Regions from separate parts of the Homo sapiens genome. Here region 2 is linked to region 1. A link is a loop called in an ENCODE intact Hi-C map of the cell type or tissue named here. Cell type or tissue: K562. All regions are shown on one strand. Links, peaks and the distances in the headings refer to the core of each region. The heading gives the core; the rest is flanking DNA.

Region 1 (8,338 bases), core at 317-8,316:
AGTCTAAATTGCTGTGGTTCTTAGTATTTCATCATTCCAATGAGTGGGAAGATATCCTAACAGAAAATATTTCCCCTTAGTTCAGTTCTAATGGAATCACCTGATGATATGGCTCCATAAATGCTACAGGAATAAGTGGGGTAAAATAATTCCTAGAAAAGGCATCTCTGGCTCAGAAGCATCAAGGTGTGATAAGGGTGATATGGCTCTATCGACCACTTCAGTTGCAAGGAAGAGGTGGCTCTTTGGCAATGTTTTATCCTAGTAACGAACCAAAGGTATCCCCTAAAAAGGATTTTGGAGATATTACTTTATCACGTCTATTATACACAACGGATTTTAATATGAGTAATGAGGTCAAATAGCTCTGTATCACATGCCAGATAAAGAGAAACACAGGAAAAAATATCTAAATGTTTGAACTGTGTTATCAGAGGAAAGTCAGAATTTCTCCCAGATACAGATTTTATTTTGTACCTATATGTACAGTCACTTAACTGATTAAATACTCTGTTGAGAAGCCATGCTAATGGTGTGTTTATAGATATTAAGTGTTCATCAATTAAATAAGAAATCACTAATAAAAGATATTAAAATTTAATAAAAATTTAATCTATCATAAAACAAATCAATAGAAAGCTAACAATTATGACCAAAATGCATAAAAATAAGTCAATGACATCATTCAATTTAGAATTTTACACAACCTGAATTTTATTCAGCTTTGTAGGACAAATCTTGGTGACTGGTTGGATACGGAAGAACAAGTATGCCAGCAATACAGTCAGCACAGAAAATGCTAGTGCTTCTCACATTTCACAGTCAATTCTTGCTATCTTTATATTCTATAAACTTGCCTCAAACACTCAATTAGCAAATACAGAAATACAAGGTTAGGTTTCTGTGAGCCTCTGGTCACAATATTTTTGTCAGTCAAGACATAACCTTGTATTATGTGTGTTTCAGTTTAAAAACACCTTACATAACGTGTATTGTTGATTCATTAACATTGAAATCACTGCCAACTACACTATAATTTAAACCTGAATGAAGCTTTCTAATGCATGCATTTCCTCTGTAAGGTGTGTCACAGTCTTCTTGTGCTTAGCATGATGCTTAGGGGCCATTTTACCATATAGCAAACAAAAAGCACGAAATGCAAAAAAAAAAAAAAGCATTAAATAGAACATGAAAAGGATACTTGTTTACAGTATGAGAGCTGAAACAAAAAGGCAGAGCGTTGCTTGCTTTGTTTGACCTCAGTTGGGAACATGCACGTAGGGCAACTCAAATTTTTTTGCCTTTTTTCCGCTCTGAGAATGTCTACAAATGACCACAAAAGTGCATCAAGTATTAATTTTGACTTACAAATAAATCGTAGCAAGTGGGTGAATTTACAAACACAGAATCCGGAAATAATAAGGATCAACTGTATTTGTCAACTATTGAAAAAGAATTCTGTTTCCTGTGGGGCTGTTCTTTACTATTCCACTGCACTTGCCTGTTCTTTTTTGTCCCTATCCTTAGTTCAAAACCCTGCTCAGGAACCAACCTCCCCACCACACCATTACCTCTGCTTCTTATAATCATTTCTTTTTTGCAAAAATCAGATGATACTGAATTTATTGATATTATTCTCCTTTTCTGCCCTATGGAGCTCCTTGAGGTCAATGGCCATGTCCTAATACATATAACTAACTGTCAGGCCTCTGAGCCCAAACTAAGCCATCATATCGCCGGTGACCTGCACGTACACATCTAGATGGCCAGTTCCTGCCTTAACTGATGACATTCCACCACAAAAGAAGTGAAAATGGCCTGTTCCTGCCTTAACTGATGAGATTATCTTGTGAAATTCCTTCTCCTGGCTCATCCTGGCTCAAAAAGCTCCACCACTGAGCATCTTGTGACCCCCACTCCTGCCCGCCAGAGAACAAATCCCATTTGACTGTAATTTTCCTTTATCTATCCAAATCCTATAAAACGGCCCCACCCTTATCTCCCTTCACTGACTCTCTTTTCAGACTCAGCCCGCCTGCACCCAGGTGAAATAAACAGCCTTGTTGCTCACACAGAGCCTGTTTGGTGGTCTCTTCAAATGCACGTGAGCGAAACTAACTTCTACTGTTCTTAATATGTGGCAGGCCATGTGTTAAAGGGTGTTTTACATATCATACCTCATGTAATCTTATAATAATCCTATCATCCCCATTTTACAGTTGCAGAAACAGGCCCAGAGCAGTCAAGTCACTTGCCGCAACACACAGCAAGAGAGTTAGTTTTCAAACCTAGAGCCCGAGTTTTAACCATTATGCTATGCTAAATCAATAGTGTTAGCTACTGATACGGTTTGACTCTGTGTCCCCACCCAAATCTCATCTTGATTTGTAATCCCCACATCGGGAGGGACCTGTAGTCCCCATGTGTCAAGGGAGGTAGGTGATTGGATCATGAGAGCAGTTGTCCCCATGCTATCATGATAGTGAGTGAGTTCTCAAAAGATTTGATGGTTTTATCAGCGTTTCGAAGTTCCTCCTTCACCCTTCTCTCTCCTGCTGCCTTGTGAAGAAGGTGCTTGCTTTGCCTTTGCCTTCCACCATGGTTGTAAGTTTCCTGAGGCCTCCCAAGACCTGCTGAACTGTAAGTCAATTAAACCTCTTTCCTTTATAAATTACCCAGTCTCCAGTATTTATTTATAGCTGTATGAAAATGTACTCATACAGCTACCCTATATTATTGACAACTTATGATTTTCCTAGAATGATGCTAAATGCTTTATAAAATTTATCTCATTGAATCTGTTTCTCTACCTCTATGTCCCCAACATGTAGCAAAGTGCATGACACACAAATGTATGTTGGGTTGAATTTAAGTCTTCCTGTTCCCCAGCCTTCCTTCTAAAACCAACGCATGAGGTCCCGCTATATTTTCAGCAGCGGCTGGAATGACTTACAGCGTTCCACTATCCTTCTCTCCTCACCAGGTTCCTCACCTTCTTCTCATTTGTGTTCTTCTGTGGTTTTGCTATTGATGTCTGTAACTTTCACAATGCAATTTTCAAAGTAATAGTGGTGCAGCAGAGAGCAGAAGCACTGTCCCTTTGCAAAAAGTCTTTCTCTTTAACAATAACTTCTAGTGGTGATTTATGGTATGACTCAAATCTCTGTGGGGTAACAGAGTCACAGAAGAGCTAAGTGTTTTGCTTGAGAGCTATGAGGTAAGCCCTATATGAGGCTAAAAGAGGATGTTCTGTTTCCCAGTGTAGTTTTGGATTCCAAATCTGTATAACTTCTCATACTGAGTTCAAAGGAGGAAGAGAGACAGTTTCAGGGTTGAGAAGTAAAAGCAGAAAGGTAAACTTGTTGGAAAGCAGGGAATAGGCTTTAGAAAGTTTGCAAGACAGAAACTGCAGGGGTCGCATATATTACATGAATGAATGGGATGAAGTCGGGCTTAGCCTTAGGGCTAGAGTCAAAATCACTCATTTCTTTCAAAAGCAAAAACATAAAGTAGACAAGATTTGTGACTTCTTTTCATTTCTTTTTTTTCTTCACGCCCCTCCCAAATATTCCAACCACTCCAAATGTAATTACTATCAACAGCAGAGCCAGGAAAGTTAATTCAAGGGAAAGAATTTGAAAAGTCCTAAAAGTTTCCACTTTTCTTCCAGTTATACATCACAGTGTTGCTATTGGTCACTGTGATATTTAATAAGAGAAAGTGAATTTCCAGGTCAAGTTCTAAAGCACAAGAAGTAAACCAAATGCTTCTTGGGGCCAAGCAAGAACTTACACGAGGGAAGTTCCTAAAGACAGAACAACACCCATCTTAAGGTGTAGCCAGTGCTCAGCTCTGGTACATTCATAGTTCCCCAGAGAAATAAAATCCTCTCTGGCCAAGACTTTCAAATTTTCAAAGATACAACCCTGGATTTACTGTGAATCTCCTAGTTTTAAATGTGGCCAACTAATTAAAATGAAAAAAAAAAAAAGTAAACAGAGCTCATGCCAAACAATGTCTGTTGGCCTTAACCAGTGGGAGATGCCAGTTTGCAGTCTCTGGCCAGAAAAGTTCTTGTATGTAGCCTAGAAAATATGAGGGGCCTCGTTCAAATCACTCCATGTACACCCTACCCCCAGGAAGTGGCAGCCCTGGAGGCTGGTCCTCTAAATAGGCATCTCCCTCCTGCTGTGCCCCTGGCCTCTAATTCCTTTTATGAGTAAGTGCCTGTGTCAGAAATGTGATTTCCAGGCCTCTGACAGCACCCCCTTTTCACCCCCTATTTATACACACCCGCTCTGTGTGAATGAGCTAAAACCTCAGGTGGCGGGGATTTGGCTGCTGCGTGGCCCAGTGTGTGGCTGGGAGCTGCCCCTGAAAGGCTCTCCTATTTCCTCCTCTCTGCTCCAACCCTCTCTCCCACTCTCTCTATTTCTCCTTTGAAAATATTTCTTTCCCTTTTCTTTCTTTTCTCTCTTTTCCTCCTTCCCATTCCTCTCTCGTCTCATCTTTTTCTCACCTTTCTTCTCATTTCCTTCTTTCTCTACATTTCTCCCCCACTTTTCTCATTCTTTTTTCCGTTTCCTCTGTCGTCTCCACTCCTGTCCCCTCTCTCTGACTCTCCTTTCCTTTCCTGTTCCATCCTTTCCCCTCTCTTTCCTCCCCGCAGCACCCGGGAACTTGCGAGGGGACTTCGCTCACCAGGAATACACCAACACCGGCTTCGAGTATTTCTTGTGATGGGAGCGGAGGGTCAGGGAGCCCTTGCGCTCCACCAAGTCCGGTGGTCCGATCTCCAACCAGTGTTGCTTCCTGTCGCACCAGTCCTGGCAGGATCTGTCAAGGCTATCCATGGGAGCCCTCGAGGTACAGACCTCTGAGGAGTTCCCTATGCACCTGTCCTGCCCGGCAGGAACGTAAGTACCAAGATTCGGCGTCTCTTATCTCCTAAGCAACCTGGGGCGGGGCCAGTGGAGGGGCGGATCCCTCCAACCTGACGGCCAAACGTTTCCTAGACGTTGTCGTTACTGATAAGAAACTACATTTCCCAGAATGCAGTGAGGGTAGCGACCGGGCTACACAGGTGATGAAGGGGGGAACTGCATCCTGGGATCCGCAGTTTCGCCTGTCCACCCGCCAAATCCTAAGAGTGGCTGAGCGCAGTTATTGGGGAGTGGTAGGTCAGTTAAGGACCAAGGGAAGAGCAAATTCCCTGAACCCCGAGTGGGTCTGTTCGGGCTGTCTTTAGAGAAGTTCTTTTGTGTGTGTGTGTGTGTGTGTGTGTGTGTGTGTGTGTGTGTCCGAGTCTCACTCTGTCGCCCAGGCAGGCTGGAGTGCAGTGGCACGATCTTGGCTCACTGCAACCTCCGCCTCCCAGGTTCAAGCGATTCTCCTGCCTCAGCCTCCCAAGTAGCTGGGATTACAGGGTCTCGCCACCACACCCGGCTAATTTTTTGTATTTTTAGTAGAAACAGGGTTTCACCATGTTGGCCATGCTGGTCTCGAACTCCAGAACTCAAGTGATCCGTCCGCCTCGGTCTTCCAAACTGCTGGGATTACAGGCGTGAGCCACCGCGCCCAGCCTTTGGGGAAGTTCTTTTTACCGTCCATCATCCATTGCCACCACACCTTCTGCTTACGAGTTATTTATAATAAGTTTAACTAAAAGAGAACGAGAGAACATCCCCTGAAACCCAAAGTTTGTCATTCTATACAGCTTTCCTGCCTGCAAAAGAGGAGGAGCAGACTCATCCAGCAAATCACCTAAAAAGTTTGAAGATCAAAAAGCCTAGCTCCAGTTTCAGATCCTTCCCCTACCTTTCTGAACACTAGTTTCTTCCTCTGAAAAACGAAAGAGGGAACGGGACCGTAGAGTGGAGTGGGCACAAGAATCGCAAGTCCCTTCTGGCTATGACGCTGCAAGACTCTAGGTACAGTTTAGGACTCCGGGCATTCAGATCCCCGGGACTTGTCAAGTTCTCCTCATTGACATTTTTGATATTTCGTGACAACACAAATTCATCACATTTTTGTGCTGTGTGTTATATGTGGGAAGGAGATTTTAAAAAGATTGCCTTTTGAAGTTATTGGATAGCTGTGTTACAGAAGAAAACATTGCCTTCAAGAAGTTATTGGATAGATATGTTACAGAAGAAAAGACGTTTGTTTCATTTTTGACTTTGCAGGAAAAGAATATGTAACACATCAGAATTCTTCTCTCCTCCCTGGCCTTAGTCGAGTACCTGAGGGGCATTAAAGCACTTCCTCCTTGCAATCACTTACCCAGCATAGTCCTTAATACAGATATCTTCATTGTTGAATGAATGAATGAATGTTCATTATGTTTGATTACCTTAGGTTTACTTTCCAAAAGTGTCTTACTTGAGGAAGACCACATCTACACAAAAAAATCAAACTTTAAAACAGAGTAAGAGACCATTCACACTACAAATAGATTCTCGGTTTATAAAAGATGTGTTATAGTGCTCCCATAAATAGTGAGGCACTCTTCTGTATCAGATGGCACAAATTTGATTACATATAACTACTAAGTGCTTTTCCGTGGTCTGTGGTTCATAGTGTGGGTGCCTGTGGTATGCTAAGGTCTCTATTTTACTGACAGCCACAGTTAAAATATATTTCTTAAAACCAAATAAACAGTCCACCATCACCAGCCAAATGCTAGGAGAGTGCTGACTGCTATTTTAGCTGCTTTCTTCTAGGCAGAATGAAAAGAAAAACATAAGTTAACTTTAAAAGGGGAAATATGATCCATGTCAAGCTCAATTCTGTCCAATCAAAGCACAGAATATTGCTGTTGTTCCAAAAATATTATCATCATTGCTGTCATCTGTTCATGTGTTCATTTTACTTACGTTTAGAGTGGCGGTAACATAATATATGTGAAACCAATATGTCAGATCTCTGCAGACAATTTCTCTCAAAGATGGAAGCTGCCCAAGGCCAAGCTCTTTCCACAGTGCATAAGTACCACAGAGATTTAAAAGCTTTTCAGCACACCAAGGAGCAATAAGTTAAGAAAACATGCAAAACAAACATAGCTGGTTATTTTAGAGTTCCTTAAGCCAAGCCAACCACCTATTAGAGTTTGTGAATATGCTTTTTGTTATACTCACTTTCCTGTTTGTATCAAATTTATAAACTTCATTGTCTTCTGTGTCTACTAAATACTTTTCAACATCCTTGTCCTAGGATTTAGGATACTAATTCTGTGATATCCTCGAGTTTATGTGCATTCCATTCTCTTTGTATACACCAATACATACTGTAGAATTTTGGTTTCTTGATTCTTTATCAATAAAATAGGAATAGAACAGCACTTATTGCAGAGGGTTTTTTTGTTTTTTTTTTGTTTTGTTTTTTTTTTTTTTTGAGATGGAGTCTCACTCTGTCACCCAGGCTGGGGTGCAGTGGCACGATCTCAGCTCACTACAAGCTCCGCCTCCCAGGTTCACGCCATTCTCCTGCCTCAGCCTCCCGATTAGCTGGGACTACAGGCGCCCGCCACCACGCCCGGCTAATTTTTTGAATTTTTTTAGTAGAGATGCGGTTTCACCGTGTTAGCCAGGATGGTCTCGATCTCCTGACCTCGTGATCCGCCCATCTCGGCCTCCCAAAGTGCTGGGATTACAGGCGTGAGCCACTGCGCCCGGCCAACGGTTCTTATTAGAATTACATAAGATAATAAATACATTGAAAGCAGGTAGAACAGTGCCTAATAGATGCTCAGTCCTCACTTAAATTTAAACTTCTGCTGCTAGTATTATTACATCCTGACTTTGTCTTTATCATTTGTAAAAATATCCTAAAATGTGGTGGGTTTTTTTGTGTGGAGTTTCCTATACTCACTGTTTTCAACCTTTATCTGTTTACAAGCTCTTTTTAATGAATATCTTTTTTATTCTAGTTTAATATGAAATTTAATAGCCTGGATCAGAAAAATGTAGGCAAGAAATTTGGATATGGTACCAGCGATAACGATAAATTTGCATTCCTATAGAATCCTTTCTCTTCAAGACTATAAGTAAGTTTTATACTTTTTAAATGTGAAATCACTGATCCTCAACATACTTGAGTTATCCCTGTTTTCCTCAAACTTTATCAAACCACTGAAGTATAGAGCTTAAAGCAATGCCTTCTATTTATATTAATCCCTTCGTGCTGTAATATCCCTATGGTGAGAAAACTAGGGCTCAGGTTGGGGAGGAATTGGGACTTTTCTGTAAGATAAGTGTAGGCAGGCCAACTCAGGAAGTGAGCTTATGCTAATAAATTTCCTTATTAGCTTTATCAGATTCCTGAAGAGATTGCCAAGAAC
Region 2 (8,338 bases), core at 334-8,333, 75 kb after region 1:
CTCATACTCTTGCCACTATTAGCATCTACCAATCCCAGTAAGTGAGCTAAATAATATTTGTAAGGAAGGGGGAAATATGTGGGGTTTTTAAAATACTCTGAAATTAGAAAAATGTTGAAAAGGTTAGTATCCTTATTTTTAATTCTTTTTTATGTTTTACATATTAAGAGATGAAATTGGCCTGATCCCATGTCCTGAAGCTAGGTATAACCGGAGTCCCATAGTCCTGGTTGAAAACAAACTGGGTGTGGAGAGCTGGTGTGTCAAGTTCCTTTTACCATATGTCCACAACAAGCTCCTTTTGTACAGAACAAGAAAGCAATGGCTGAACAGAGATGGTAAGTATGAATCATATTTTCTTCATTTGGTTTTTAGAAGCGACATGGAATATAGTAGGAAGAGCCCTTCTCTGAGTGTCAGCATTCCTGGATTCTAGTTCTGCTTCTTCTGTTCACTGTCTCGGTGGGTGCTAACCTTTCTGTCAAGTGAGTAGTTTCTACTCACCTGGACAAATTTTACAACCACAGTGATTATATAGAAGCCCTCAAGCAGAATTTCAGGGCACCTCCTGTAACCAGAGCAGTTCAGATTTTATCAGTTTATGTATTGGGGTCATTGGTAAGATTTCATTTGAAGGAAAAAAAAAAATCTGAATGTCACTGAAGAAGACTCTAGTCCCTATAGGCTCAGTCTCTGGTTTCTAATCCTTTAGTATTTTTATAGGCAGCAAAACTCATTTTCATAGTAGTCCAAATGAGATAATGTAGGCATGATAGTGGTAGTGATATTATGAACCAGCCCAGTGATTTATGGATGTGCCATTCCACTGCAAGTTCCAGTTGAGCTCTGGCCGTTTGTATCCTGTTCCTGTGCTGAAATGAGCAAAACAAAACTATCCGGCATTCACTTCTTCCATTTCTCTCAGACAGTTTTTTTTTTTACTGCATCAGACAATCCCTAATCATTCCATCTGGTCTCTTTTCTTGGTGTTCTGCCATATTAAGCCTCCATGTGCACAAATTCTGTTTATCATTGTATGCCCACCTCAGGTCTCACTTTTTGGGAGAAGACTAATTTAAGACCATGTCCTTTACTGTTTTTGTAAAGCTTCTTCCCCTTCCCATGTACGGCAGTACCTTCAAAAGCGCTCAATATGCCTGGAGGCTGATTTTGAATAAGAACTTTGTTTCCTAGAGAATTTTAGTTGCCAGTTTGGTAGCCATTACCAAGGGTCTACTCATACCAGATGCTGTCCTGAGTACTGTGGGGGATAAAAAGATGAATAAATACATGGTCCCTTTATTCAGGAAGCTTACAGTTGAGTGATAATCTCTTTGGGGGCGAGAGATGTACAGAAGAGTGTTGCCTAATGTATGACATACTGATTTCCTTGAATTTCTGTCAGCACTATCTGTAACATACTGTCATTAATTGGTTAATAACACTTTTCCCTTTTTATACCATAGAAAGGGACTCTGAAGGTTTAATGAGCAGTGTTTTCTATTTTCTGTGTGACTGTTTCACTCAGTCCTTTGTTATATATTTTCTTATTAGAAGGCTGTGCCTAAGTTTAGCCATAGCCCAAATTTATGGCATACACTTTAAGGCATGGGTTTAGGGATAAACTTAAAGGTAAGCAAGTTTATCTGTTGTTAGACCCTCTTTAATTCTGCATTCCATCACCGTGCTGTAGTTTTCAGTAACACTGAGGTAAAAAGTAACACCATATGACTCCATCAAGTTATTTTTTGCCAAACAAAGCTGTACTGTTTATATTCTGGTGCACAGAAATGCATAATCGAACCAATGTATAACTAACTTTAGTTAGGGGATAGAATGATTATCTTATAGAAAAGAAACTGAATTTTAAAAAGTGAGAGGCTATAGTTGCCCATTTATGTATGTTAGCTCAACCTACCCTTTCTGTGGTCTTCCAAGTCCTCTCCATTTCTCTGTTTTTGTCCTTCTGGACACTATTGCAGGCTTTGCTGTGTCTTCTTACCACATAGTTTTAGTTTTAGTAGGCTCATAAGGAACCTTGCGGAATATTAAATGGTTAAGCTCACTCACATGAATAGCTGGCATCTAAACTTTGAATTCAGCTGCAACCGTGCATGTGTACAAAAGCAGCTTTTGATTTGATCCTAACCTACATCCCCATGGAAGCAGTTTTTAATTTGACTATTTTGAGGGGGGTGGATAGCATAATTTAGTATGGTGTCACATACTACTCAGGTTATATATTGTATTATCAGTAAATATAAGAAAGTGAATTTTGGGTTTGACAGAAAAAGATATCTGAAAATAAAAGAGTATTCTGCCAAACCTAAGAACTGAAGCAATTAGAGCACAGAGGTGAATCTTGCTAAGAAAAACATGTCAAAAATGTTAGGAAAAAGCAGTTATTTCATGAAAATGCTACACCTTTAAAATTATTTGTTATAGAGAATATATATTTATAAGAAGACCCAAGTGAAGAAAGATGACAATTTAAGTGACAGTTTCTGAATGTCTGTCTGTGTGATCGATCATGCAAGAATCCTAGGCATCCACCTAAAAATGTATTCTGTAACTGAAGGTGACCTTTACTCCTGGGATAGATTTTTTCTTCCTAACCAAACTGAATTCTTGTTTTCATTAACCTGCTGAATTCCTTAGATGTTTAGGAATTATCCCTGTTTAGTTAGTTAGTTAGAGATTGATTTTTTTTTTTTTAAGTCTGTGATAGTAATACATTCGGTTTGGGAGAGGACTGATTCTGTAATTCTGATGTTTGAGAAATCCATAACAGATATAAGAAGCAGGAGGGAAGACCACAGCATTGGAGTTCTTTCTGGACAGAGCTCTCTGGTGCAACTCTTCAGGAGTGCCCTCCTGCCATCTTTTCTTGCTCCTCTCTCTTTTTCACAGCCCCCACTTAGTCTATATCTGAGCTCTCTCTTTAAAAGCTGTCTTCTGCTCTCCATTTCTTTGGCTGACCAGGCCTTCATTATTTCTCATCCAGACAAATGTTATTACCTCATAACCAGTCTACCCCTTTTCCAGGCTCTTTTGTGACCCATGTCCATTATGCCAGTAGCCAGTCATTTCAGACACGCTTGAACAGCATTTCTTAAAAACAGTTTGACCACGCTTTTCTGAAATACATTATATGCTCATCTTATTTCATGATACCCACAGGGTCAACGTAGAGTCGAAACTCCTTAGCATGGTATTCAAGGGCCTTCACAGTCTGTCCCCAGTTTTTCCTCCAGTTTATATTCAGCATCAGAGGTTGCAGATTCTTAGCACACAGGCTGAAGCTAATCTAGATACATTTTGGTGTGGCTTGTATAATGTCTTAAAAATTGCTTTTTATTAGTTGGATAAATCTGATTTCTGTCTTCACTTGAAAAATCATAAGGCTTGGTTGAGTATACAACTTTCTACCTGGCAATAGTTGGCTGGGACATACAGCCTCTACTCTTCGTAACTGGGCATGTCTGTTCCAGTTTATCACAGCCTTTTCAAGCTCTTGAGACACTGCGGCAGAGTGTTAGTTGATACTTCTTGTCAAATTTCCTTTGCTACTTTTTTGAGGTTCATTTGAACCCTAGAAACATTTATGTTAGCAGCTATTTGATACATATGTTCATTACAGCCACAAGCAGCATTCTTCCATTCTTTGACTCTGTGTGTACTACTGCCTTACTTCCATGCCTTTGCTGAGGCCAGGCTCATGTCTTAATGTTGGCATTATCAGTGTGGTTGCCAGCACATGCACGTGCATACACATACACACACTTAACACTGTGAAGCCTTTTTGACTGCTTCAGGAAGCAATAATTATTCCCTGCTCTTTTATGGAAGCCCTTTACTCAGATGGCTTGCATAATAGTATCACTTGTCACACTGTATTTTAGCTGATTAAACAACCTTTTTCCTGGCTGGAATGTGAGTTTATTAGGAAAAGGGATTGTGGATCATTTTTATTTACTCAGAACCTTTACATGTTCAACAGACATTTGTCAAACGAGTAACAAGAGTTTGTAAGCAAGAGTTTTTAGCTTAGTCTAGCTATTGATTCTGTGACTGTGTACTATAATAAACAAGGCCTCTCTGGTGTTTACCATATAGCTTTAACTCAAGCTTCACTTCTTGTGGTAACCTGAATGTATTTTGGAGGAAAAGAATTACTGATTTAAGTTGGCCTTGAATTTATTTCTAGATGCACGAAAACCTTTCTCTGTTAGAGACAGTTGTCAAATCCAGTGACCATTACCAGGTGACTACTGGCCTTGGGCCATTTCTAGAATGCAGTGCAGCAAGAAAAGCATATTGATTTTTCTCCAACTTCTGTAGCATCCTTTTATCTTCTCCTTGTTATAGCTGAAATTTAGCTACTTTTCTATGTATAATGTGCCCTGATTTCTTTTTCTCCCTGTGGCGTGATGATGGGTTAGTCATATATTGTAGTGTGTGTAACAAAGGAACATTTATTTGCTGGTATATGTTCTGTTGTTTGGAGAGAGACCTGTTTAATTTCAAGAGACTGTGGAGATTTCAGTAGCTCATGTCTTTTGGGTGAAACTGCAGAGGAAATGGCGTATTGTTGATGAAATTGAGAGAGTCAAATAGTTACAACCGTTGATTATACATGTTCTTTTTCAGGTCTTTGGTTCAGTCCTGACCTGCAGAAGGCAAAGTTATTGCCTGTAGTGTGGTAGAGTGAAAGAGCATCTGCTTTGCAGGACAGCAGACCTGGATTTAAACTGAACTTGTCAGCACACTGAAGTCACTTAGCAATGACTTAGCAAATTACTTAACCTCTTTCTTCCTATTTCCACACCAAAAGAAGGAAATACTAATCAAGACCTCAGAGGGTTGTTGTGAGGATCAGATTCTTTAATTATGTCTGATACTTCTAATCTAGTTTCTTCTCCTAGTCCTTTCTCATTTCTGTCATTGCACTTTACCCCTAGCTTCTTATATCAGACTGGAATATTTACTGAAGGAAGTCTTGTCTGAGCCTGAGTCCTGAATGAGGAAGTTTTAGCAGTTTGTGAAAGAGGAGAAGAGAAGGGCCTATGGTTGTATATGTTACTAGGTACCACCGATGGTGGTCAAGGCTGTTGATGTTTTAAATTCGAAGATTCTTAAAAGTCAAAAAGTATCCCTCTGCTCAGCAGTCACTGCTTAGCCAGCTTAGGAGGATCTTTTGCTCCCTCTGGAGGCATCCAGTCCCAATATCATTTGTGGAACTGGACTAGAAAATACAGGCTTTGTAACAGGAATTACCATTCAGTCCTTACTGTATGTCAGAGACTGTACTAACACTTCAAGGATTTAATCATCTAATATACCCATGATAGCTCCATCTTACATACGAGAAGGACATTAAGGCCTAGAGAGATTAAGTGATTTGCCCAAGAATTCCCAGTAAGTGATGGAGCTGGGCTCTGTCTGAACCCAGTAGCTGCTGTTGCTCTCTTAGGGAGAGACCTGCCAGTAGAGGAAGTGTTACTTTGATAAGTCTTCCTGTATCTTCACATAACCATAAAATGAAAAGCGGGGACTTAAGTACTTGCTGTGTTAGTTTTTGCCTTGTGCTGCTGTACAGAAGTCTCTCATGGAGGATGGACTTCTTGTCTTCACTTGTGATGGAGGGAGGAAGGAAATTGTGTTAGAAGTACAAACAAATAGCAGCTACCATTGGTCAGACACATTTTCTTTAATGTAGAAAGGGAGATTCCAAGGGACTATGCTAATTTACCTAGGTAGAATAATCACTTTTTAGAAAATTGTAGATGTCAAAAGAAATTCCAGAGGCTTTCCCATCATTTACAAACCTTTCCATGTAACTACTTGACTACAAAGGGGTTTTTTGTTATTGCTGCGTATTTTACAAGTTTGGAAATTTAGACAGTTTTACTAAAGGAACAACCTCCTCATTATTCCAGACTTCCTTACTTATGTTGAAAATACTCATTTCTTTGTCAGTCAGTGATGGCGTTTAATTGTACTCACTGTGTGTCAAAAAGCTGTGGAGAAATGGAATGAATTTCATTGCTCACAACACCATGAGGTTGATGTTTCACTGAGGTTTCACTGAGTGAGTCCTTGTTTCACTGAGGTTCCAAGAGGTTAGGTTATGTAGGTAGTAAGTGGAGAAGCTGGGATTCAAACCCAGGTAGTATGGCTTTAAGGAAGGCCTATCCTCTTACCACTCCTCTGTGCTGTGGTCAGACATGGAGCTGCTTTTGGCCAGGGACTGTGCTTACTCATCTTCAGCCAGCTCAGTACCTGGCTTATTGTAGATGCTTACAAAATTTGTTGAGTGAATGAATAATTTGAACATGTATTAGAGAGGACCTGCGTGCAAAAAATTTGTGGTCCAGTTAAGAGGACAATATTTATGTAAGTAACAAAAGTAAGATACGCATAAAACAGATGAGGCCAGGTGCAGTGGCTCACACCTGTAATGCCAGCACTTTGGGAGACTGAGGCGGGTGGATCACCTGAGCTCGGGAGTTCAAGACCACCCTGGGCAACATGGTGAAACACCGTCTCTACTAAAATACAAAAAATTATCTGGGCATGGTAGCACGCGCCTGTAGTCCCAGCTACTGGGGAGGCTGAGGCATGAGAATCGCTTGAGCCTAGGAGGCAGAGGTTGCAGTGAGCCAAGATTGTACCACTGCACTCCAACTTGTACTACAAAGTGAGCCTCCGTCTCAGAGAAAAAAAAAAAAAAGCAGAGATGAAAGATTTTTTTCCAACTAGGTAGGTTAGGAAAGCCTTTAAACTTTTTTTTTGTTAAATATTAGGAGACGGGAAGACATGAGCCAGAAAGAATAGCAAGCAGGTAAATCTGAATTATGTTCCGAGAAAAGAAGGTAGGCGGGTAGGACGTGTGTTCATAGGACAGTGGAGTTTGACTCAGGTGGAATGTAACATGTAAAGGAAAGTAATGGAAGGCCAAGCTGATCAGGAGATTGAGACCAGGTTTCAGAAGGTTTCACTTCCTGGTACATTTTACCAGTACCTTGTGTTGTAGTCATGCTCTGGTATCCATAATCTCTTAGAGAGCAGACTATGTGTGAAGTTCCATGCATTTTTATCTTTGCTCATACTTTTTCCAGTATGGTAAGGTGGTGCCGTGACCACTTTATTTATTTACAGTCTTCCATGTATAATTCCACTAAGAATTAATTGCAGCTTCTTTGGTGGGCCCCAAAATGTGGTTTATGTTTCTACTTCATAATTATTTTGCCTTATATAATTATTTGTTTATATAGTCTCTCCAACTTGAAGATAACCTAGAGGCAAAATTAGGTCTTGTTTATCATTACATTCAATCACTCAGTCCTAAGGGCCTACTTTAATCTTTGTCCATAGTCAATACTTGGAATATTTGTGGAATTAAATGAATAGTGACATAGAATATTATATTTATTTTTCTTGATAAACATTAAGTTAGTGCCAAAAACTACTAAAAGTAAAAAAATGAAGAGGTTAATTATTCTTCATAGGCATATTGTGTTGTAATGTATGTAATGACTTGGAGGTCAAAATAAATGTGTACTGATCCTACTGTTTGTTGCTCATTTGAATTGAATATTCCAATATGCTCACTAGTAATGAAATCATGGGCCCCAAATAAATGTTAATCTCCTATTAAGATAGAATAAAATAATTGATTTTATTGTTAGCTAGAATATTTTTAAATGACTATTGGATGTGTTTATGTGTATTTGCTCTTAGATATTAAAAAGTTTATATTTTACTTAAACACTGAAAATGTCCCAATTATTGTAGGCAGACATTTTGTTTGCAGCATAATTGACTTGTTGGAAACAATTTTGATGTTGACTTTGCCACATGCTAATTGGGTGACTACGGGCAAATTGCTTAAATTGCAGAATTTCAGTTTCCCTATCTGAAAAGTGGGATAAGAATATTTTGGATTGTGATTATGAGAATTTAGTGAAATAATATAAAATAAAGTGCTTACTGCCATGCCTCATACACAGTAATGCTAAATAAATGGTAATAATTATTTGTATTGTTTTATTACATGACATTTAATAAGAGCTTGGTAGGGTTGCCTTAATTTAGTACTGTGCCCCTAGATAGATAACCTTAATCCTAAAATTCTTTTCAGTTTTAGTAAGACAAAGACAATATGTCTAAACTTTGCTAATTTTGTTCTTTCAAATAGAGGCTTATGGTGCTTATTTGAATGTATAGGAATTCTGTCATAAATATAAATAGCTAATGGATGTGAATAGCTGGTTCATAAGATGAACTATATGTAGTAAACAATGAAAATGTTTCTATTAACAAATGTAAATTAAAA

What was found. Peaks named below come from ENCODE experiments on the same cell type or tissue, not always from the same donor. Only the 100,000 strongest peaks of a DNase experiment are listed, where the experiment ranks them.
Region 2: it touches region 1 in a loop (2.9-fold over the local background); 8 of 110 quality-filtered maps call a loop at or near these places.

What each region holds. Positions count from the first base shown.
Region 1 is chr9:69,817,395-69,825,732 of GRCh38, reverse strand. It overlaps CFAP95 (cilia and flagella associated protein 95), which reads right to left and starts at 4,916. Exons shown (of 6, transcript NM_001010940.3): 1 at 4,702-4,916. The coding sequence starts at 4,853. It overlaps CFAP95-DT (CFAP95 divergent transcript), which reads left to right and starts at 4,994. Exons shown (of 2, transcript NR_038833.1): 1 at 4,994-5,083; 2 at 5,466-6,328. RefSeq lists a silencer at 4,941-5,000. In K562, for the core only: a CTCF peak has its summit at 3,419; a DNase peak (open chromatin) is centred at 5,042.
Region 2 is chr9:69,742,781-69,751,118 of GRCh38, reverse strand. It overlaps PTAR1 (protein prenyltransferase alpha subunit repeat containing 1), which reads left to right. Exons shown (of 8, transcript NM_001099666.2): 2 at 169-338. Among named protein-coding and RNA genes, the nearest start is that of PTAR1, 13 kb to the left of the region's middle. In K562, for the core only: a CTCF peak has its summit at 5,222 (motif pointing left); no DNase peak of the experiment used is centred there.